2 separate regions of the Homo sapiens genome follow, and region 1 is linked to region 2. The links are chromatin loops, found by intact Hi-C in ENCODE. Cell type or tissue: stomach. All regions are shown on one strand. Links, peaks and the distances in the headings refer to the core of each region. The heading gives the core; the rest is flanking DNA.

What was found. A loop is a pair of places that touch in the nucleus more often than their neighbours do. Peaks named below come from ENCODE experiments on the same cell type or tissue, not always from the same donor. Only the 100,000 strongest peaks of a DNase experiment are listed, where the experiment ranks them.
Region 1: a loop joins it to region 2, with 2.7 times the contacts of the local background. A loop is called at or near these places in 87 of 110 quality-filtered maps.

What each region holds. Positions count from the first base shown.
Region 1 is chr1:204,248,739-204,260,539 of GRCh38, forward strand. PLEKHA6 (pleckstrin homology domain containing A6) reads right to left here. Exons shown (of 23, transcript NM_014935.5): 8 at 10,520-11,002; 9 at 8,615-9,131; 10 at 1,808-1,876; 11 at 446-526; 12 at 83-232. Among named protein-coding and RNA genes, the nearest start is that of GOLT1A, 41 kb to the left of the region's middle. RefSeq lists enhancers at 4,909-5,410, 5,411-5,910. In stomach, for the core only: a CTCF peak has its summit at 9,825 (motif pointing right); a DNase peak (open chromatin) is centred at 9,843.
Region 2 is chr1:204,357,165-204,368,965 of GRCh38, forward strand. It overlaps PLEKHA6 (pleckstrin homology domain containing A6), which reads right to left and starts at 2,765. Exons shown (of 23, transcript NM_014935.5): 1 at 2,530-2,765. LINC00628 (long intergenic non-protein coding RNA 628) reads right to left here. Exons shown (of 1, transcript NR_027022.1): 1 at 11,266-11,801. RefSeq lists enhancers at 48-975, 976-1,902, 2,018-2,653, 5,641-6,194. In stomach, for the core only: CTCF peaks have their summits at 6,698 (motif pointing left) and 6,904; DNase peaks (open chromatin) are centred at 6,407 and 6,667; H3K4me3 peaks cover 1,026 bases; H3K27ac peaks cover 1,183 bases.

The DNA.
Region 1 (11,801 bases), core at 8,594-11,093, 110 kb before region 2:
AGGACAGCACAAGCTGGGAGGTGGTGGCCCTGCTGCCTAGTGCTGATGAGGTGGGGTGCACGAACCCCGCTCCCTGGGTTACCGTGGTCGCCTGAGACAGCTCCACGCGGATGTTGATGAGCTGGTTCTGCAGTGAATCCTTTTTGTGTCGCAGCTTTTCTGGGTAGGCGGGCTGGCTTCCAAACATCTCCAGCTCCTGGTGGGTCCCCATCAAGGCACTTTCCAGGCTCTCCTGAAGAAAGGCAGGGGAATGACATGAGCAGCCCTGACAGCTCCTCTCTGGGATTGAACAGCAGAGGCCTGAGCCCTTAGAGGTTCAACAGGCAGCTGAGTGGAAGCTGTCCTTGCTTTGTCATCTCAGTCAGGTTGGAGACAGCAGCCCACAACCTTCTCCAAGCCAGCCTCGCCCATCTGCCCCAGCTTAAAGCCACCCCCAGCTTCTCACCTTCTCAGCTCGGAGCTGCTGCACCAGCCGGTCCTGCTCCCTCACCACCTTGTTCTGCTCACACAATTTTCCCAGCAGCTTCTAGGGACCCAGAGAGTGGAGAAGGAGAGGGAGAAAGAAGGGGATGAAGGACATAGTTTGATGGGGACCTGGGAGTTATAGGCCTGGCCTCTGGATACCCCCCTCCTTTCTCCTGCTGAGGAACCCTGGGCCTTCACCTTGCCCTTGGTGGCTCCTGAGAACAAGAAGATGGGTCTTCATCTTGGGAGGTGAGGTATGCTTACTCTCTGAGGAAGTGAGTTGGGTTAAGAGGGCTGAGAGGCAAGTGTTAAACTCTGGCACCCCCATCCTTCCAAGGGTTGCAATTCACAAAGGACTGAGGAGATGATATGACCTCACCTCTTAGGCTGGACTGAAGAGGTGGGCCGGGTGTCAGAACAAGCAGTCTTAGAAAAGCAGTGAGCAATAGAAACTGTCCCTCAATCCCACAGAACCTTCTCCCTTCTCTCTCAAGATCCTGTTCTTCCCTCCTCCCTTCAAAGTCTCAGGATGGCTGATCCTCCCTCTGAGGTCTAGTCCTGTCAGGAAGGATCCTCTCCCAGTCTCACTGGGCAGATCCACTACCCAAGCAGGGCCAGTGGTGATGGGGAGCAGACAGGTGAGGCCAGAAAGAGGGCTCATGCTTTCCTAGTCCGCACCTTTATTCATGCCATTCCTCAAATACCTGCTTTGCTCCTTTCCACTGAGCCAGATTTTACCCTCTGGGCCTTTTAACTTCAAGGCCTAACTCACATGCTGCTTGTTTTGTCCCTGACCTTCAGCCCACACGGCCTCACTTCCCTGCACCTGGCAGAACCTATTATGGCTCCCCTTCACTACATGAATACCGTGTTGCCACCTCCTGCTGCTACCTGGCACTTCCCACTACCCTGAAGCTCCCTGAAGCCAGGGGCATAGCCGTATTCTCCTTTCTAGTTACCTGTAGGGACTAATGCCATGCTGGGCACAGAATAGACTGACTGATCTATCTCCCAACAAAGTCTGCATTCATGTTACAAGCAGATCTCACTGCCGTAGGCAAAACGGCCCAGCGCTCAGTGGAGAAATGGATACAGCCAGCATGGGAGGGAAGGGTGAGTGGGTGGTAGATCAGAAAAGAAGGGGGATGAGGAGGAGGTAGGCAGAATCTTGTTGTGGTGAGAGAAGACATGAATCAAAGGTATGAAAAGCCACCAGAAGGAGAGAGATAGATGGAGAGACAGCCCCCGCAGAGGAAGAGAGATGGATGGAGAGACAGCCCCCCGCAGAGGACAGCAGCAGGAGGCTGGAGTGGAGGGAGGGAGCAGGGGGCGCTGCTCTTACATCTGTGTCTTGCTCGTTTAACTTGTAGGTGTGGAGGCTGTCCCGGAACACTTCTGGGTATGGAGGGACCTGCAGGAACATGAGGCCGGTTACTGCAGCAGGGGCAGGATGAGGGTATGCAGGGATAGGAAGCTAACATCACAATCCCGCTGTGCTCCTGCCAGAGACCATGGTCCGTCACCTCTGGTAGCTTCTGTTCCAGGGACCTGAGCTCATTCCACATCCCCTGGCTGGAAGCCTGGGATGGCCCGGCCTAACCCCATCCCAGTTGTCCTAGGCTGACTCCGGAGAGATCAGAACTCTGCTTGAGTCATGCTCTGTATTTCCTCTCCCCCAAGCACTAGGGTCAGCTGCTAAGAGCGACTGCAGGGTGTGCAGCTCCCAGTGGCTTGTTGGTAACCACCATGAGAACATCAGTGAACTCCATGGCTGTCTGTGGGGTTAAGACATAGGGGAATGGTCGGAATGAGCATTGGGAACAGTTGAAAACTATTGCCCTAGTAGACTGAACACCTGGGCTTGTGTCTAAACAAAAATTGGCAAGAATTCAGAAGCGTCTCCGGATCCAGTAAATGCTGCCTAGCCTGGACGCCACATCTGGTGACCACAGCACATTCTATACACCTTTGACATTAGATGGTTCCATTACACCCCTCATGCCTTTAACCCCAGTGACGTCTGTCAAGATGTTACAAATATGAAATCGAAATCAGAACATTCAAGAGCAGAGTTGCGATCCCCAGCATGGCATGAGATGTTGGTGCTGGCTATTTTGATGGTTTGGGAAATGGGCCTTGGGTTTACCCATGAAAGTGAAGAATGGAGGTGACATAGTGGAATTAAGGAAGGAAGACCAGGCCAAGCCTGTCTCCAGGCAGATGAGCGGGTTGGGTGGCGTGAGCCTCATCCTAGATGGGCAACTCGACCATGCACAAGCAGCTGAAATGGCATTGGCAGGGACCATGCTGCCAGGCAGAGGTCTTACTTGCATGAAGAGTTGGGACCTGGGGGAGGAGTTTTCCACCATGCGGTTCACCATACTGATGAGAGTCTCGCTCTCACTCATCTGCAGCAGAGGAAGGAACGGACTATTCACACTCCGACCTACATGTAGGTATCTCCCCTTCACCCACCTGTGCTTGTTTCCCAGGAAACAGGGGAGGGCAGCTCCCCCAGCACCCTGAGCTTGCCCTCACTCCTTGCTCACCCCTAGTGACCTCTGTTTCAGGACCAGCACTGAAGCTGTCCTTGCAGAAAGGCCACAGAAGGGGCCGGGAGGCCACTGGGACCTTGCTGGAGGCACTGCAGAGGCTGGGGCCTGGTGACTCTTCCCCAGGGTGCCTGGCTGTTGTCCCATCCGCACTGGCCACGGTTGTCATCTCCCTGCCCTGATCTCATTTCTCACACCACTTTTGACAAAGACCATAGAGGCAGTTGGAAGACTGATCTCCCCAAAGTTGAACTAAGTGAAACAACCAAAAAAGAAAATCTAGGACCTGCTCTTTGGATGGGCCGCCACAGATACAGAGGCCTGCCCCCTCTCCCTGCCCCTGCCCCTCCCCACCCTCGGCTCTAGTGCAGAAAGTGCTAAACACGGTTTCCAGAGCTGGGCTGGCAGCATCCATGAGGATCTCGGATGACGCTAGGGAGCAAACAAGGAGGCCAAAACAAGCAAGCCACATTAAAGGGACACCAGGCTTTCCAACACATTCTTTCTATTTCAAGAATCCTTAGGAACATGGAGGTGGAAAGACTATTTGCCAATTTAAAAAGAGAGAAATGGAAGAAGGGATGGGATGAGGAGGAAGAGGAAGGGAAAGGAGGGGTGGGAGAAAGGGCAGGCCAACCAATCAACCAGAAATGCCATCATTTCCCCCACTGGTTCCAATGGGAAAGGACCAAAAAGTGAAGATATCAGGGAATGTCTTTGGCTGTGTCCCTTTAACTCCATTGTTCTACAGGGGAAGGCAGCAGAAGACAGAGGGGGTTGTGCAGGGAAAGCTTTCTGGAAGGGAAAGTGAATGAGAAAGGGAGGAAAGAGCCACATTAGGGAAGATTATCTGGGGTTTCTGTTCAGAGGGTCCCCTGTGATTTTTCCGTCATCTCTCCAATCTCAGTTGCACCCACACTGTCCTTTCTTCCTCTTACCCCTTTTAGGCAGCGGCCCACATACAGCCTTGCTTCTACATGTTGTAGGCAGGGCAAGGGCACCCACCATCCCATTTGCAGGGTCTGCAGCATTTCAAAAGGCTTTCCTAGGAACTGATTTTTCTACCTCTTTAGCCCTGTAATGCAAGGGCCTTGAGGGCCAGGAGCCATCCATGCACAGTAACCTGTAGGTATCTCATTCCTTCCCCAACACGCAGATCCAGAGCAGTAGAGGAAGCGAGCAGGAGTGTTCTCATCCTGGCCTGCTCCCGCCTGTGCTGCGGCTTTGGGGATCTTTCAGCACAGGTGGGTCTTACCTCTAGGAGGATTCTTGTGTGCTACCTTCTGTCTCTTCAAAATGTTAGATTTTGTAAGAAACTACCTAACCCAGTGCCTCACACATGGTAAGGAGTGCTCATTGATATTTTTGAGTTTGGGAAAAACAAAATAATAACAGCAGCAAGTGGTGACTGTCACTCCTTGCGATGCCTGACAAAGAGCTCACATATGCACCCCTGCTTGATTCTCCCAATACATCTGTGAGGTTGAAAGGAAAGGGCAGATTCTACAATGCCCATTTTATGATTGAGAAAACAAAGACCCAGAGAAACTAAGTGACATTTCCAAGATTAAAAAAAAAACAAACTTCCTTGTAAATGGCAGAGCTAGAACTAGAGCAGCAGTGTCTGACTATGTCCTGGACTCTTCTCATCATACAAGACTGCCTTTTAAGAGTACTACCTACGTGAACCCTGGGGGCGAAGCCTACAGTGAGCCGAGATCGCGCCACTGCACTCCAGCCTGGGTGAAAGGGCGAGACTCCTTCTCAAAAAAAAGAGTACTACACTTGGCCAGCTACAGTGGCTCATGCCTATAACCCTAGCACTTTGAGAGGCAGAGGTGAGAGGATCACTTGAGGCTGGGAGTTTGAGACCAGCCTGGCCAGTACAGTGGGACACCCATCTCTACAAAAAAAAATTTTTTAATTAGCCAGGTGTGGTGGCTGCACACCTGTCTGTAGTCCTAGCTGCTCAGGAGGCTGAGGTGGGAGGATCACTTCAGCCTGGGAGGTGGAGGTTGCAGTGAGCTAGGTTTGTGCCACTATACTCTAGCCTAGGCAACAGAGTGAGATCTTGTCTCAAAAAAAAAAAAAAAAACAAAAACAAAAACAAACAAACAAACAAAAAGGAATAATACCCTTTATCCATGAGGGAGTCTTCTGGAAGGCTAGTTCTGAAGCCCCTAGCCTAATGGACCAGCCCCTCTGTGAGGGCAAAAGCCCGCAGGAAGGGACCCTGCTGTCTGCACTGAATGCTTGGACAGCTGGGCATTGTGGATGGAGTAGAAAGCCAATCACATGGGTGACAGGGAGGATAGCTTGCTCAGGAATCCGGAGGTGGGTGGGCCATGAGCCCTGCTCCTCACCCCTGCAAGGCACTTTGGATCTTGTTTCCCATCAGCAGGATCCTGGACCTCCCGGCCCTGCTCAGAGTTGGAATCCTGGGATCTGTTCCCACATGGCCCAGAATGCTCATGGTGTGGACACAATGAGCTGCTTCTGGAGCTGGAATGCCACGGCCTCCAGGGCCAGGAGCCATCCCTGTTTATTGAACTGTGGACATTGGTGCTTCCTAGTGCCTGAGGCCTATTACAAAATCGAATTGCGACACCGACATGAAGCCCTGGTGAGATGGGTCACATGGCTTGTGACTAGAAGAACCAACAGTTGCAGCTATAGCATCTCATTTAAAATTTTTTTTTTCTGTAACTTTAAGAGCATGAACTCATCCTAATGAGGTTTGACAGCAGCTTTGTCACACATTAGATGTTTCCTCAGCTGTAAACTGGGTCAGAAGCTTGGAGTCACTGTCCAAGCTCGGCTGTTCACTGGCTGTGTGTTCTTGGCATGTTATTCAACCTCTCTGTGCTTTAGTTTCCTCAGCTGTAAAATGGGGGTAATAATAGCATCCATCTTACAGGGTTATAGTGAAGATTAAATGAGTTAAGATCTGAAAAATGCTTAGAATAGTATGGGGCATGGAGGAGGCATCCAATTATTGTAGCTGTTGTTATTATTATTATTATTTCCACCCCTCCAGGCTGCCTCCACAGGACAGTGTTGTGTACTTCTAGGTCGTGGTTTGTAGCACAGATCTAAACTTAAGAGTATGTGCTTATATAAATACCCAGCATATTGACCCCCAGCCTGTCTAAACTCAGTCTCACAGCTCCCTTAGCTTAAAAGACAAGAAAGGGTTAGAACCCCGGAGCAGAGACCAGGCAGCCACTGCTTGCAGCTCATGGAACATTCACTGCCTCTTCAGCTTGCTCACCTGTAAAACTGGGTTGATAATACTCCCTCTGTTTGCACTGAATTCTCAGGAATGCACGAGCTGTTTATGCAAAAGGGCTTTTGGAGGAACTAATGAATACACTGAGTGAATATTACTTTAAAAATCATCCTAGGGAGGGTCTGCAGGCCTCAGTTTACCAATTATGGAGTTTAACAACAACCTGTAAAATATGATAAGATGATTTCCCAGATTCAGGCTGAACTAAATCCCTAGCATTTTAGGCCCAGCCTAGAGCTCCCTCGACTCTGCGACTCCCTCCTCTCGCCAGAAAAAATGCAAATTCCCACCTGCCCCCTGGGGGCAGTTCCATCTGAGCTGAGCACTGGAGAAATAAGAGGTGGCATTAATTATTCATGTGCCTACTTATTATGCTTCTTTCCCCAGGAAACTCCCAGCTGTCCTAAAGGGCTTTGAAGAGAAGGGGTGTGTAGGCGCAAACCAAAACATAAGCCACTTTGTTGTGTCCTGCTTGCACCAACAAAGGTTGTCAAATGGCTGGAAGATGAGGAGGTGGGGAGGAGTGGAGAGATGCGACAGGAAGGCAGTGGGATGATAAGGGGGGCACCAGCTCTGCCTACCTGCTGATCCAAATACTCTAGGTTTCTTTGCAACTGAAGATCTAAAAGTTCATCCTACCCGGAGCCCGAGGCCCAGAGGCCAAACAGCAACACAAACAAACAGGAACACACAAAAGAAAACAATAAAAAAAGAAGCAAAGCAGTTAAGAGTTAGCGACAAGGACAAGGAGAGGCTTCTCCCTCTGCCCTTGAGGAGTTCTCAGGAAGGGAGGGGTTGAGGATGTGGGCAGGCAAAGTAGTTCTCTACTGGACACTCCAGGAGAGGAGGGGCACACGCAGACCCCAGTGCCATCTCTCCTAGGTCTGCCTAGGCCTCCCTGGGAGAGGTGAGTGTCATCAGAGCAATTTAGGCAGCACTTGTTAGCAGCTGTTTCTGAGTTTTCTGGAAAAATCGGTTGTTTCTGGGTGCGTGTGTTTGCTGTGGGCAAAGCTTATATGCTGTGGACACTGGCAGAGTGAGAATCAGACAGAGAGGGGAAGGAGCAGCCGCCTAGCCTCCAGCCTGCCCAGCCCTCCTCCACTCTGGCCTCCTGGTACTGTTATGGAAATGAGTCAGCAACAGGCTTTCTGGAAAAGGATTCTGCCTGTTGGTCCCAGTGGTCCTCCCCAACCCTCCCAAGTGGAGCATCTTATCTAGGTCTCTAGGTGGTGGCAAAAGTTCTCAGGAGAACAAATTCCAGGGAGAGACACGAGTAGAAAGAGGCAGAGAAAAAGGAGGAGATGCAATTCGGAAAATTTTTTCTTCCTCAATCATATCGCTTGTATCTCTCCCCAAAAGTGGCATTCCAGGCAAAGGACAAACATGAAATAACTATGCTTCAGGGGAAAAAAGTTTAGAAGATCTTGCTTCTTGTTAGGAGCTCTGGCCTGATTTTTCCTGCCTAGGCCCCTTCTCCTGCATGCTGGAGAGGAGAGGGACCAGGATATTACATGCTCCCAGATCTCATCCCTCCTCCACGGGCTGTGTCACAGAGGAGAAGGGGTTATTGGCACCAAACTTGATACTGGGGCTAGAGTCCTGGCTGGGAGGGAGGAGGTATCCAGAGGCTGCTAAAAACCAGCCAGGCCAGGCACTAGGCACAGAGCGTCCCTGGAGTCCGCCCCAGTTTAGCTCCACCCTGAGTGGAGCACGGTGCGGGGAGGCCCTGAGACAGGTGGAGGGGAGAAAGGACGTACCATCTTATCGTGGACCGTGGGGGATGGTGGGTAGTTGTAGGGGAACAGTCCTGCAGGGACTGGCCGCCTGTCTCCCAGGTAATCATACTGGAAGAGAAAGGGATCGCAGAGGTGAGGGGTCTGGCTGGGACACGGAGTTCCCCAACAGCTGAAGCTCAAGGTTAGAGGTATTTGTGTTCAGTTCCCAGAGCAGATCCCAAACTGAAATGGACAGCAGCCCCCCTTGCAATGATCTGTCCAGGTCCTCAAGATTTGAAAAGACAGAACCCTCTCTGCCCTCTTATATGACGGCATGGTATCTGGCACAACTTGGGGGCATGTACAGAAAGCAATGTCCCCACTCAAGAGGCAAAGCCATCCCCAAGACAGCTCTCCTACAGACAGAACCACAGGCCAGGGGCTCCGCTGGGCAGCACTGCTGGTCCTGCAGACAAACGGCCCAGTGGCCCCGTGGCACAGATGCTCCCACATCTCTGCCTTTTCTCAGTAGATGGTCTTAGGCTTCTGGGGACCTCAGGGGATGAGGAAGGAAGGGCAGGCTGGTGGCTCACCTTGGGGGAGCTGATGGATCGCCTCATCACATAGGCAGCAGGGTCAGCATAGATGTCCTCACTGCGAGGTGGCAGCCGCTCAAAACGGGCACTGGGTGAGCGGACAGGGGAGTAAATGCGGGCACGGCTGTAGGAGCCCTGGCTGGGTGAGCGGGGCACAGAGTGGGAGCGGGGCTGCAGGGACAGGCGGCGCAGGGAGCTAGAGGCGGCATCCAGCTCATCATAATAGACTGGCTGCCGGGAGGGGCTTGGGATCCAGACGGTGGCATCCTGCCGCCCGTAGCTGGCGGGCTCCTTCCACTCTCGCAGCTGGTAGGCAGGGCCACCCCCATTGCGGAAGGCATGGCGCTTGTCCTCCAGGGCCCAGGGCGGGCTGATCCGATCATAGGCCGGCATGGAACAGATGCTCTCCGGCCGCACTCCTGGCGGGTAGTACTGATAATCATCGGGGTACTGGGAGGAGTAGGGGCCATAGTACTCAGGGACCCTGCGAGACACAGGATAGAACCTAGAGGGACTGAGAGAGAGGGGACATTGTAATGAAGGCAGACAACACGGGCACCCCTCCACCCACCCCAGCCCCACCTCCAGGTCCCCCAGCCTAGAGCAGGGTGCTTGAATAGGTACACAGGGGCTGAGGTTTATTCCAGAGATGAGGGAAAGACTCCTGTCCTCACAGCCCCCCTCCTCAAACAACTCCCCAAGGCTGGACACTGCACCATTCAGAGCTTCAATCTTTGCCTCTTTAAAATGACATATCCCTAGGAAGAAACGTGAAGCCTTATCAGCCATCTCCATCTCAGCATGAACCAGTTTATCAGATCTTTTCTGAGAGAGGCAAATAGAAGAAAGTCTACCAGGCACCTGAAGGAGGGCAATGTAGGAGGGATGAAAGAAAGGGCGGCTTCCTGATCTATTTTATATTATTTTAGAGATGAGGTCCATTCTGTCACCAGCCTGGAATACAGTGGGGCCATCAAGGCTCACTGCAGCCTTGAACTCCTGGGCTCAAGCAATCCTCCCACATCCACCTGTAGAGTAGTAGCTGGGACCACAGGTGTGAGCCACCATGCCCAGCTTCCTGACTGTATGATCTTGTCAGGGACAGAACCAGTAGATTCTTGGGACTCATCCCAAGTGGTTCTCCCCAGAGCAGGCCTGATGCTCCCAGGCACCAGACCACCAGCAATGCGCAGCCGCTCAGGCCACTAGAGGGCAGGTTCCTCCCGGGCCCCATGGCCTTCCTGAAGCTGTGGCCTGCAGTCCCTGGAGCTGCCCAAATCCCCAGGGAAGGAGCCTGCAGCCCATTTGCCCTGAGGGACACCATTGGGCCCAATAAATGTCCCCAGATATTTCAAAGTCAGTCATTGGATAAAGGCGTAAATGGTCATAGATGGCCATGTTGGGACCAATGAGCTACTTTGTTTTGTTTTTTAACTTCATATAAATCATGGCTTTAAAACAATTAGAGTTGTTCAAAAATGGAATGAGTTGGTCTGGCAGTTAGTGAGTCTCAAGTGGGTGGAGCACTGGGGAGAGGATGTTGTAGGAGGGCCCATAGCTTGGATGGATGTATGACTATAACAACTTCAGGCCCCCTCCCAAAGCCTGCTGTGTTCTGGGCTCCCCAGCACGCCGTGGAGAGGCACTGGGGCACTCTGTCCCTTCTTCTGAAGGAAGCAGACAAAGAAACCAAGAATCAGGGACAGCAGCCAGACTCTAATGGTGGAGCCATGGGGCAGGCAGGATTTGGGCAAGCCAGGAAGCATGGGATTTGCTTGGTTTCCCAACTCAGCCTGCTTCCAGAAGGTTTCCAACAGGGGATGCCTCGTGGGCTATGACCCCACTCGCACGCTCTAGCCATAATACCATATCAGCCCCACCCCAGCCGCCGGCATGCCTCACCTCCGAAGGTCTTCAGGCGGGGGTACCCCCCGGCGCAGATTCACCCACTGCTGAAGCTGGTTCATGGAGCTCTTGCGCTGGGCAATTTTGTCAGGGTTGGTGCGTGGTGGGAAACTCCGCCGGTGTCCCCCAGTCTCTCCATCCTGAGACGGGAAAGCTGTGCTCCCTGGCCGGCTTGGGGAGTGGTACTGCCAGCCATTGGGCTGGGCAGGCTGTTCCCCACCCCCTGGCACTCTTGGGCCCTCGGGGTAAGGGCTGCCCGGCTCTGAGGCTGGCTCCGGTCCAGCTGGGAGGCCATTGGCTTTCACCGGAGGCTCTTTCTTGACTTCTGGCCTCTCAGGCCTTCTCTCTGCCTTCTCACAGCCTCGGCCATCACCCTCCCCTCGAGTCTTGGCCTCTGGCTCAGGCTTAGGGAGGCTGTTGTGGGGTGGCTGCTGGTGGTGCTTGCTGGGTGGGACGTTCTCCGAGTCTGGCTTCTCATGGCTGCAGGATGCCAAGGGAGATGCTGTCAGTGACTCTAGCCCAGCATGGAGTGGGGCAGGGGGTGCCAGACTGGGAAGAAGAGGAGTGGGGAAGGATGGGCAGGGAGGTGGCTGGAACCAGGATTCTATGAACTCCAGTTCTGCTTCCTAAGTCCCACCCCTTCACCTTCTCGCTCCAGCCTGGGAAATTATTATACAACCTAATCCGCCCCTGCCCACACCTGCTGTGTTAACTCTGCCCCCCACGTCTTCTCTGCAGGTCATTCTCCACCCCACTCCCCTCTGTCAGTCTGCTTTGAGCCCAGCCTTCAAGCTATGGCATGACTAACCTCACCTAGTCTTGGTCCTCTCTGCGATCTATCCCTGACCCAGCTCCCCAAACTGGGTTTGCACTCACATCAGTAACTGTCCTTGATACTCCAGTGACAAAGGCTTGTCACGGGGCAGCTGTCTTTCTTATAGAAAGTTATTTAACTGCCAAGAGTCTTGGGCTCCTCATCAGCAGAATGGGCATAATAATAGCTCCCCTCCTAGGACTGCTGTGAGATAAAACATGGCGGGCACCAGGAGCAGAAGTTTCTGCTTTCAAACTCACAAGCACATAAACACGCTAGTTCCCTTCTCCAAAACACATTTCTTCCAGGACTGACTTTCCATGAGAATACAGGCCCCACAAGGGTAGGAACATGGCAGACTTTCTTCCCCTGTGTTCCTAGCACCCACTACAGTGCCTTGCACATTTATATTTACAGTAAGTATTTGTGAAATGAATGAATGAACTCTTGGAATTATGCCCCTTG
Region 2 (11,801 bases), core at 5,905-8,404:
GATTTTGATTCAACATAGAAGAATGTTCCAGCCACAGAGGAAGCTGCCTTGTGAGGTAATGAGCTCCCTGTCACTGAAATTATCCAAGTGAGGCTGCTGCTTCTGTCAGGGAGGCTGAGGAAGGCTCATCTGGATGTGGAGGGAGTCTGGACTAGATAGTCTCTGAGGGGCGTCTGAAGGTTGTAGGTGCTGAGCAGGAGCCCCCTGAACAGACAGATGGTCAAGGGAAGGCTTCCACTCAGCCTACCCTCAACTTCTTTTCCTTCTGCTCCCAGTTACTCTAAATGTCTCCCAAAATATAGTCTTTTTTTCCTCTCTGAATGTGCTTTAAGTGTTTGGAGACTGGCCTGCTCAAGTCCCCTCATTAAGCCCTGGCTTCCTGAGCCCGTTCGCCTCACCCCAGAGCTCAGGGGAGTGCGAATCCTGCAGCTCTTTTGTGAGGCACAGCTCCAACCTTCCTCTGGGGGGCCCCATGGGTGCGCCAAGACCAGTGCCAATGACCTCATCAAATTCACAACAGGCAGTGAGGAAGACGATGAGGAAATTGGCTCGGAGAACGGAACCGCAGCCTGTTCAGCACCAGTTGACACCACGCTCCCATCTGCTGTTGCGGCTTCTTCACTCTGGCCTAGGCCAGTCCCCTGGGCCAAGAGAGCTCGCTCTATGAGCCCGAGGCTGCAGGCTGGGTCTGGGCGAGGTGGGGGCTCTGATGTCAGCCCGGGAGCCAAGGTGGCTGCCTCCCTCACTGACTGAGGGATCAGTAATTATTTCATTTACAAGCAGAAATAATCCAACTCAATAATCCAGGCAGACACATTCAAAGTAATTATCTGTGTAAGGCGTCCTGCACCATCACCTTCCTAGGAAGGAGGAAAAGAAGCCTAGCCCAGCAAAAAAAAAGCAGGTGGGGACCCCCATTGTCTGCAGCCTGTGTGCAGCAGCCTGCCAGGATTAATTACACACCAGTGCTAACACATTTATCACCTCGCCGCTGATTGGAAAACCAATGACTTTTAATAATTCATATCTGTGGCTCGGCACTCTGTGCCCTTGTGCAAAGACACAGAAACTCGCTTGTTTCCATAAGGAAAGCCCAGTGGCAGTGCCAGGAGGGGTGCCTTCAGCCCCTCCTGCCACCCCAACCTGGAGACAGGCCAGAGCCTAGCCGCTCCCACCTCCCCTCCACCAGCAGGGTCTGCTCATGTCCTGCTGAAGCTAAAATGCAGCTGCTCGGGGGTGAAAGCTGGCGACTGAACCGTCCTAGCCACAGGAGCCCTCCTCAGTTTCATACTCTTCCAGGGTGGCCTGGAAAACAGGATTTGGGAGATTTGTAGGGCAAGTGCCCGCAGTGCCCCCGCACCTGCCCAGACAGTGGGCTCAGGCAGATACCTGCCAGCCAGGACCCTGCCCCACCATGCAGGAGACCCTCAGCAGAGTGCACCACTCAAGTGATCAGATTGAGGGTAAAGGGTCTACAGGGCTTTGGGAAGAGCCTCCAATCCCTGAAGGCTGCAACCTCCTCTGACACCAGCTCTGAGCTCCAGCCTCCTCCCCACCACCTTCCACCCTCCTGCAGCTCTCCCTCCCCACCCCTGTGCCCCGGGGATGGCTCTCCCTCTATCCCGGTTCTCCATCTCTGCTCTCCCAGGCTCCACAGCCCCCTTCCCTGCCCTGGCTGGCCTGTTGTCTCAAAGAGCATTTCCCAGGAGCCTCTTCTCCCTTCTTCTCCCTTCTCCCCCACCCCCGCCACTTTCCTGTCTCGCCCCGCTTCCCTCCCCTTCCACTGTAGCCCTCCTTACCCTTCTCTGGCCAGTCCCCCAACTGTCCTCCTTTCCTCAGACTCCTCACACAATACCTCGAGGCTCTTAGCTGGCTGCAGCCTGGTCCCATCATTATAAATGCCATCCCCTCATTCCCTGCCCTCCTCTACCACATACCAGGCTCCAGCTCCTTCAAGAGCTCCCCACTAAATCTGAGACCCCCAGAGCTCAGATGCGTCCTAGGAATTGGAATCCAAGAGCCTCTGTCACCCTTCGACCCAACCTCTGACTCATAAGAATGATACACACCCTGACCCCTCCCCACGCTGAGGAAGGTGAGTCCCTGGGGCTGACCTGAGCCTGACCCTGGACCCCCTCCCTCTCTCCTTCCTGCTGGCAAGATTAAAGGGAGGGTGGGCTGGCCTCTCTGTGCTAGCTTGCGTGGGGGACCCCTGCTGGACCCTAGGAAGCTGCCAGCCCCAACGCTGCCTTCATCCAGGAGATGCAATTCAAATGTAATCAATTTAAACAGCATCAGCCCTGACAGGGGACTCTGGAGGTGGGGGTGGGGGCACAGGGAGGGCTATAATTAGCATTCTCAGCATCCATGATCCCCAAGTAAGGCTGCCAAGGATGAGAGATGGGGAAGCCAGTGCTCCGCAGTGCAAGCAGCCCAGGCTCACGCGGCAGACAGGCAGCTGCCAGCCCTGACCAGAGCCCAGCCTTCCTCCTCCCACCTCATCTATGTGATGCATGAAAACAGACTCACCGGCTTCTGAGGTGTGATCCCCGCGCTGGAAAGCTCTAACTCTGCGAGCCCCAAGGCACCCCTCCCCCCAGCTCAGGCCAGCTGGGGTCCTCCTCCCCCGCCCCTGGGGCCCCCTTCTGCAGAGCGGGGCTCCGGATCTAATCTGATCTAATCAGTCATCTCTCCGGCTGGCAGGTCCCTGGCGCAGGGAGAGGATGCTGTTGTGGTTACTGCAGGATCCAGCATCTTTCCCAGGCAGAGGCAGCTGGGCATGCTCCATCGGCTCCCCCGGGGATTTCAGGGCCACGTGACTCTCCCTCCCCAAGCTGTCACTTAGGATCAGGAGTAAATAGTCCCCGAAAAGGTTTAACTCCATCCACACCAGCGACAAGCTGCTAACCATCCACGCAGCCTGCCTGCCCGGGAGAGGATGGGGTGGCTCAGCACAGCCTCCTGGGCCTTCCACCACCAGGAGAAGGCTGCCCCCCAAAGGGGAGCAGGGCCACCGTCTGGGTAAGCTGCATTTTTAGAGTCCCCCACAAGAGACTGCAGGGAGCCAGAAACTGCCCAGGGTCTTAGAATCATGTGTGGGGCCTCACCCAGCCAGCCTGGTGATCACCTTTCACCTCTGTGGCTGTCTACTCCAGAGAGGGGCACGTCTCTAGGTGTCAAGAGGGCTTGGCTGGGGCCCTGGGGCCTCCCCATCCCCCGCCCCCCCCCCAATATGGTGAATTTAGAGAAATAACATTTGGAGAGGGTTGGGGGCCACTATGAGATGCCAGGATGAGTGGGGTGTGAGTGGGTTGTGGAGCCACTGCCCCCACACCAACCAGCCAGGCTCCTCCCAGGCCCTGGGAGGGAAGTCTGTGCTCCTGTTCCTTCCGTTGCACATTCCTTTACAGATAAGGGCTTCAGTTGGTAAAAATGATATAGGTACTCAGATCACACTAAGACAGACCCACTTGTATTGGAGTCGAGAGGCTTAATTTTTTAATCAAGTTGTTCTAATAATAAACAAAAAATGCAATTATCAGGTGAGTGGGGCCTTGCAGAAACCCTTTCTCTAGCTCCTGCCCAAATCGGTCTTGATAACCCTGAGCAAGGATGCTAGCCAAGCTACGGGGTACCTGGGTTCTGTATTATTCAGGATCAGAGGCAGAAGGAAGGACTTCAGACAATAGGGTCGTAGCTCTGTTTCTGCTTAGACAAAGATTGCTTTCTGCCTCAGTTTCCCTTTATCCACATCTCTCTCAGTTTTCCTCTATCCACGGATTCTCTGTGACAATGGGCAAGTGTAATAAAAACACTGATTTCATAAACAGGATCAGAAAGATGGAAAAAACCAAAAGATTCCCACCTCAACCTCCAGGCAGGCTCGCTGGTCTCAGTCCCATCTGCCCCTTAAACCTGGAAACTGGGGACTGAACCAGATGAGCTTCTGGAGTCACTTCTGAATAGAGAAATATGTCAAGAAGCAGGAGCTAGAGAAAGGGTGTCTGCAAGGCCCCACTCACCTGGTGATTGCATTTTTTGTTTATTATTAGAACAACTTGATCAAAAAATTAAGCCTCTTGACTCCAATACAAGTGGGTCTCTCTTAGTGTGATCTGAGTACATATATCATTTTTACCAACTGAAGCCCTTATCTGTAAAGGAATGTGCAACGGAAGGAACAGGAGCACAGACTTCCCTCCCAGGGCCTGGGAGGAACCTGGCTGGTTGGTGTGAAGGCTGTGGCTCCACACCCCACTCACACACACCACAGCATTGGAGGAAGACAGGGACCTAGAGAGCTACTGAAGGGACTGTCTTTCCCACCCCAGGGCAGGCCAGGCTGGAGCCAGGAATCTGGGGTTAGGGCAGCAGGCGCAGCTCAGCAGCACTCTTGGGGAGGGGGACTCTTGGTCACCTCCCACTGTTCCCCTGCCCAGCTGAGATGTCAGGCCAGCCCTGCATTGGCTATAGGAAAGCTGCTCTGCTGAAGGGGCAGACAAGTTGTGGATGAGGGCCCAGTGCCAGGCAGGACCGATCAAGCCCAACTCACCTGCCCTGGCTCTCCAGGACTTGGCAAGGCTGCCAGGTGCAGGCAGGGGGAGAGTCTGCTTTCAGTCAGCCAAGATGAGGGGCTCTTGGGGGTCTCTGACCCTGCGGAGCCAGTGGAGGAAAGGAGTGGAGGCAAGAGATTACAGCATCCCAGAGGGAGGCCGGGGAGGGGGACAGAGACCCCAGCCCAAGCCCCCACAATCCTCAGGCAGCTGGAAAAGGCAGGCGACCAACAGATGGGCCTGCTGGGCGGGTTTCCTCTCTGGCAGGCAGAGGGCAAGGGCCGCAGACGAGTCCCACGGATCCTTCGAGAAGCCTGAGCCAGACATGTGAATGTTTCTGGGGGATCTGAGTAGCTTCAGGGGCATGAGAAGCCAAAGGGAGGGTCGGTGTGGGGTGCATGCCTTTAGCTGGGGGACCAAGGCGGAAGAGATGTGGTAGCATGAAGATCTTAGAGCTACAGCAAGGACAGGTGAGGCGGATGGACCAGAGATAATAAATTCCCTTTGCCAAATCTAAGTTCTTGCTCTGCGAGCCCAGAAGAGGAGAAGCAAGCCTCACCTAAACAACTCCAATGGGGAAGGCGTGAGGTGGCGTGAGGGAGGGAGGATTCCACAGAAAGCACCTCTGCGATCCCGTCTCTCCTCTGCTCTACAATCACTGGTCCCCATTGCTCAGAGGATCAAGTCCAAGCTTCCCAGGCACCTACTCATGGTCTCCAAACACACGGGTCCTCCCCACCTTTCTGGTGCCATCCCCACTCCCTACCATACAGTCTTGGTGGCCACTAACTTGACTGGCTCACTGCCCATTCAGTGGAACTGCATCCACATGGGTCTCTCTTCCTCGCAGAACATGCCAACTAGGGGCAGCAAAGGGAGCTCCGTGGGATGAACTAGCTCACTGCAGCCTCCACCTCTACCTGGGCTTTAGCAATCCTCCCTCCTCAGCCTCCCAAGTAGCTGGTACTGCAGGTACACACCACCACATGCAGCTAATTTTTTAGTTTGTTTTACAGACAGAGTCTTGCTATGTTGCCCAGATTGGTCTCCATCTCCCAGGCTCAAGCAATCCTCCTGCCTCAGCCTACTGAGTTGCTGGGACTTACAGGTGTGAGCCACCATGCCTGGCTAACGATAACCTGTGTGACTTGGAAGCCCAGCTCCATCCCTGAGTAACTCACTGACTGAACAAATTACTTGACTATCCAGCCTGTTTTCCTCACCTGCAAATGGGCTTCTTTGAAGCCCAGCACATTCACTACCTTTTCTCCTCGGCCGCCTCCTTCTTTACTGTTCTGGGGTGTTATCTGCCTTTCTAAGCCTAGAGCTAGTGGGGTCACTGTACCAGAACTGCTGCCCCAGCACTCCTGTGCTCTGTCCTGTCTGCCTTCTGGAGACAACAGAACTGCTTTTGGTGGCTCCCCCGCCCCTCCCAGGGCCCCTCCTCCGGGGTCTCGCAGTTCGGGTTGGGGTCTGTACTGATGAATCCCAGAGACCCAGCACAGCCTTGGAGGCTCACCGGGGTCTCACTGCCCAGCCTGGAAGCACGCGGGGCAGAGACCTGGGCTTCTGATCTCTGCCTCCCTGCAACCCCTCAAGAAGCGCTGAGCAGCCCGTAGGCGCGCCAGGGCCGTGGGTGGACTGCCTGCCTGCACATTCTCGCACCTTCCTGGAGGAAGCTTCCAGAACAGAACAAGGAAGACCAACGGCTGGGTGGGGTTCCCTCGGTGGAGGAGCCGCAGGGGCCCAGCTTGGGAACCGGGTTATCAGGGGTGTGGCTCTGCAGAAAGCGTCCTGCCACGTCTCCCTCCCTGTCAACCTTGGGGAAGGAGAGAGGCACCCTTGGGGACAGAACTGGCCAGTTTCACCGGCGGCGGCTTCCGCAGGAACGCGGAGGAGGGAGACAAGGGGGCGGGGGAACACTTCCTGTTGGGCAGGAATGGGTGTTACATAGCTAGATCTTTAAGCATCAGAAAGACAGCTACCAGACCCACTATGGCTGGGAGGTGGCAGGGGATGGGAAAGGTGGCCCTGTCACCTCCGAGAAGGCGCCTTCAGCCTGGGGAGACGCTGTGAGCAAACCCCCTGAAAGCCTTGTGGGGCCATCATGTGTGCTCTGGAGCCCTCTTGTGGATTCTTGCGGTAAGTGCATACAGGCTTGCAGTGCGTTTCTCCCACGTTTTAACCTTTCGCTTGTTCTCTCCTCCTCCCACCACTCTTCCCAGTAAATGACACCTTCAAAACCACACGCACACTCGAGCAAAACGTCTGTTGTGGATACCATGAGAGTCACTTCCTAAATACCCTGAAAGAAAGAGCTTTTTGACACACAATTAACACATTTGTCTGCTCCTGGGCAAATGTCAATATTTGCTCATTGAAATTTCCCTCCCTCATCCACACTAAAAGAAACAAAATAACTCCTCCGGTTGTCTGGCTCTTATTATTACTTGGAATCCATGTCTGAAGTCGTTTGAGTTTCTAACTCATCCACCAACCAAATGTCATAAACCTTTGTGGGAACTGTGAAAATAGGAACGAACGGTGAGCCAGTCGTTCATTCATTCACTCACTCATTCAGCAAGAACTTACTGAGCACTTCGTTTGTCCAAGCAAGGTGCCAAGGATGCTGGGAAGCAGCCGTGCCATCATGCTAAGAGCAAAGCCTGTGAAATCAGGCACACATGAGGCCGCCTTCCCGCTTGCTTTCTATTAATACAAGCTTTGTGACATTGAGTAATACATACGAAGAACCAGTTTTCCCATTATTTGCTAAAAGCGGGATGATAGAACCTCCTCATAAAGGTGCGGTGAGGAATAAATGAGATAATGTCATAAAGCACTTAGCTCCTAGAGTGGCGGCTGCTGCTATGATATACAGAATGACCACCAGGTCTGGAAATGTATGTGAACACAGAATTCATGGCTGGTTGATAATTAAACAATATTGCCTGTGTCTCCGGACTTTACGACCCCCCTGTGTTGCCCCTGCCCTTGATGAGTTTTCAGTCTAGGCTACTGGTTCTCGAAGTGTGGGCCCCAGAGCAGCCACAGCAGCATAACCTGAGAATGTGTTGGAAGTGCAAATTCTAGACCCTCTGAATCCGAAACTCTAGGGGTAGGGCCCAGCCATCTGTGCTCCAACAAACCCTCCAGTGATTGTGATACACGCTCCAGTTGGAGAGTTACTAATCTAGTGGAAAATGACACAAGTATAAGCAAATAACTACCATACACGGACACATCCCTGAAGAAGTGACATCATGGGCAGGGCTTGAAGGAAGAACAAGTGTTCTCAGGTGGGCATGAGCCACATGAGGAGAGATTGGCACCTACAAAGCCCCGGAAGCATGAAAGGGAAGCGAATGTTGAGGGAACCACAAGTGATTTGGCAGGGCTAGAGGAGAGGGCTAAAGAGCCAGGTGGGGAGTGTGGGAGGTGAGGCTGGGAAGGGGGGCGGGAGCGAGACTATGATGCCCTTTACGTGCCCAGATAGGGAATTTAGATTTTATCCTGTAAGTGACGGGTAACATGCAAAGTTTTTAATGGAGAATAATATGACCAAATTTGAATTCTAGAAAGAAAGCACTCTTGCAGCATTATGGCCTGGAGGCAGGAAGATCAGTTGGAAAGCTTCTACAATAATGGAAGTGAGAGTCCATGTGGGCCTGAACTCAGGCCATGGCTATGGAGATATCGAGAAGTGGGTGGGTTGAGAGATATTTGGGAGGAGAATTGACAGGACCCATGGGGGAGGCATGAGAGCGGGAAAGGTTGAGGGTATCTCCGAGGGCTCTGCTTTGCTGGTATTTCTAGAAAAGATGGAACCGGCACAGAGAAGCAATGACTTCAAGTCTGGACACAATGAATTGAGGGAGCTCAGAAGAAAGCTCTGGGCTGGTAGCTGAAGCAGAAATCAATTATGCCTGTGTTGTTTGTCTCCCAATGTTTATCATGCATGCATTCATTTCAGGAAATACTGGATTGCTATCATGCACCAGAAAGGTTCTAGGAGGGAGTGAAAAACACAATAGCCAGAATCTGCTCCCAGGACTTACACAGCAGTGGGGGGACCAGAAATACATAACCAAACAGATACATAAACAAACGTGTTTCAGGTAGTGCCAGGTGCTGTGAAGAAAAGTAAGAGTAAGAGTGTGGAGGGGTGGGGGAATTCAGGCAGAGCAGTCAGGCATGGCCTCTCTGAGGAGGTGACATGGGCTAATCGAGAAGTCGGAACCAGGTGTGTGGAAATGGGAGGACAGTGCTCCCAGGCAGGGGGAACAGCAAGCGCCAAGGCTCTGAGGTGGGAATGGGTTTGACATGATGGTGGGAAGGAAAGATGGCAGCACAGCCAGCCAGTCATGGGACACGAGGTCAGAGAGGTGGACAGGTACGTTTCTAGGGACTGGTGAGATGCCGTAATACATGTGAAAGTGTTTAGTGAACAATCTCTAGAGCCATGTACCAAAAGGAATATGAAGATGGTATCTGCAAGAGGGAGAAAAGAAGAAACAATTCACAATTCTTAACTGAAGCAAGAAGCATTTGGGTCCAAACAGGAAAAATTCAGTCTATAACTGTCATGTGATATTAGAATAATTTCCAGAACAGATACTTTGAAAGGAAGACGAAGAAGGAGGAAGAGCAGGAAGAAGAGGAGAAAGAGGAGGAGGAGAAGGAGGAGGAACAAAAGAAAAAGAAAAAGAAGAAAAGAAAGAAAAGAAAAATTTGCTTTCGCTTTAAGAATATGGTTAACAGGCCCAGGCATGGTGGCTCACGCCTGTAATCCCAGCACTTTGGGAGGCCAAGGTGGATGGATCCCTGGAGGCCAGGTGTTCGAGACCAGCCTGGCCAACATGACAAAACCCCATCTTGACCAAAAATACAAAAATTAGCCAGGCATGGTGGTGGGCACCTGTAGTCCCAGCTACTCAGGAGGCAGAGGCACGAGAATCTCTTGAACCCCGGAGATGGAAATTGCAGTGAACTGAGATCGCACCACTGCACTCCAGCCTGGGTGACAGAGTGAGACCCTATCTTAAAAAAAAGAAAAAATAGGTTAGCGGCTAAGCTGATGTAGGTGGTAGATGGTGGCAGATCTAAGTGCTGGCAGATCTTGGCGGTGGGGGATTGGAAACGTAACCCCTCCTAGTACAGATGGATGAGGATTTCAAAGCAGAGAGGGACGGAAAGGGGATGAGACAAGGGTCCTCCCTGCCCTGGCTAGACTGGGGCTCCCTCTGGTGGTGCCATTGCCCCAGGAGGCTGGGCAGAGGCGCTTCACCATCCCTGCAGAATCTGAGGCCAGACCAGAAGGTGAGGCCCACAGGCCTGGGCACGCTGAGCCTCACCCTTGCGAATGAAACCAGATGGAGAGACCCAGGCCAAGGCAGAGAGAAGTGAGTTCAACTGGGTAGCTCATGCACCACCCCAGCCCAAAGAGCTCTGTCTTCTGCTTCCAAGATTAAGTCCAGGGCAACTTCCCAAGGCACACCTTTAGCCACGGCAGGAAATAAGGGCTCCCCAGCCCACAGAGGGGCCTGACCAACTCCTAGGAGGAAAATAGGGCATCTCCGCCCACACAAACCACCCCCAGAATCGCAGATGCCCCCATCCACAAGAGCAAGAGTGACCGGAGCTGGCCTTGCCACCACCAGTCTGATGTCCTCCTTCGTACACCCCACGGACACCTTCCCTTCCCACTGCCTCCACATCCTGCCCCGCGGCTGCGTCTCCTGCCTCTGAACCTCTGCCTGTGTGTCTAGAACAGCCTCGTTCCTCTACTTTGTTGAGCCATCTCCTTCCCACCGGTACAGCCCAGCCCAACACTCCACCCACCCCACCCCAGGAAACTTACCAGGACTGACACTGGTTACTGCCCAGGCCAACATAAACAGACGCACTGATACATACGTTCCCATCTCTATCTCAGCTCTCAGGAGCCTCGGCACCTCCTAGCCAATCACAGACCCAGCAGTGCCTTCAGTGAAAAACCAGACACTTTAACCATCTCTCCTCCTGACAAGGATGAAAGTAGAACCAACAGCGACATCAGAAAGGAAACTGCGTCTTACTCACTTGATGAAATACACAGCTCCTTCCTGGGTGGAATCCACTTCCCAGCCCTTGGGCAAACCTGTGAGGAAGCAAAATCACCAGAATGAGATACCCTGGGATCAACCTCTCTTCCTCTCTTCCCACAAACCCCACCTGCACTTAGGAGGGATGGGTGCCTGGACAGTCAGGAAAATCCAAATATAAGCCAGCCGAGTTCAAACCAACCATTCCATCCTTTTTTGTCCGTGATTTCTAGCAGTGAGATTCCCAGCAAATAATGAGAGATATGGGAGTGGACGGGATGTCCTCCGTCAATGAGCGGTGAAGTGACCGAATGAATCATAGCCTGGCAGGATGCACTTATTCATTCAACAAATCTTTACTGAGCATCTACGATGCGCCAGGCCCTGTGCCAGCCCCTGGATACAACAGTGAACACACAGATGGTTCCCCTGGAAGTGTCCTCAGGATCATCTAACCAGAAGGGCAGGTCACTTGCCCCAGGAACTCATCACAGATCATTAACACCTAAGATCCGAGTAAGACTCAAGTCTCCAAATACCAGGCCAGCGTTATGGCCATCAGGCTGTGCTCTTTCTGGACAGGAAACCAAGGACCTAGGAAATCAGCCCCAGGAAAATGAAGAGACTTGCAATTTTTAAAATCTTTAATAGTGTCTCTGAAAAAAAAAAATTATCCATGGAAATGCTCAGAGGAGAATCACAGAATCTCAGTGTGAGCAAGGAAGTTGACAGTGGCCAGGAGGCACCCAGGCAGTCCCCACAGGTGGCCATAGCACCTCCATCTCCAAAGATCACTCATAGGCACTATCTCATCCTGCTCGCTCTCCCAAAACAGCCACCCTGGGCAGCATCCCGCCTCCCCGGCAAACAGGATTCCTTCACCCCATGGCTGAGGAGGAGGAGCCTTTTGAGAGACCCAAGAGAGTCCACTGTCAGAGGTGGGGACAGTCAGGGAGCTGGCTGAGAACATTCCTTTTGGGAGTGCGAGCCTCCTGGCTGACATATTGGAAAACAGGTGGGGATTCTCTTGATGGACAGTGACTGCCACCTTTCTGGTCAGTCCACACGCCTGCCTTGTGTATGAAGTCTTACGAAGCATAGCTATTCACTGCTGGTCTGACTGTCTCCTGCCATGTTAGCAGCTGCTTTGAGGCACCAGCTGCTG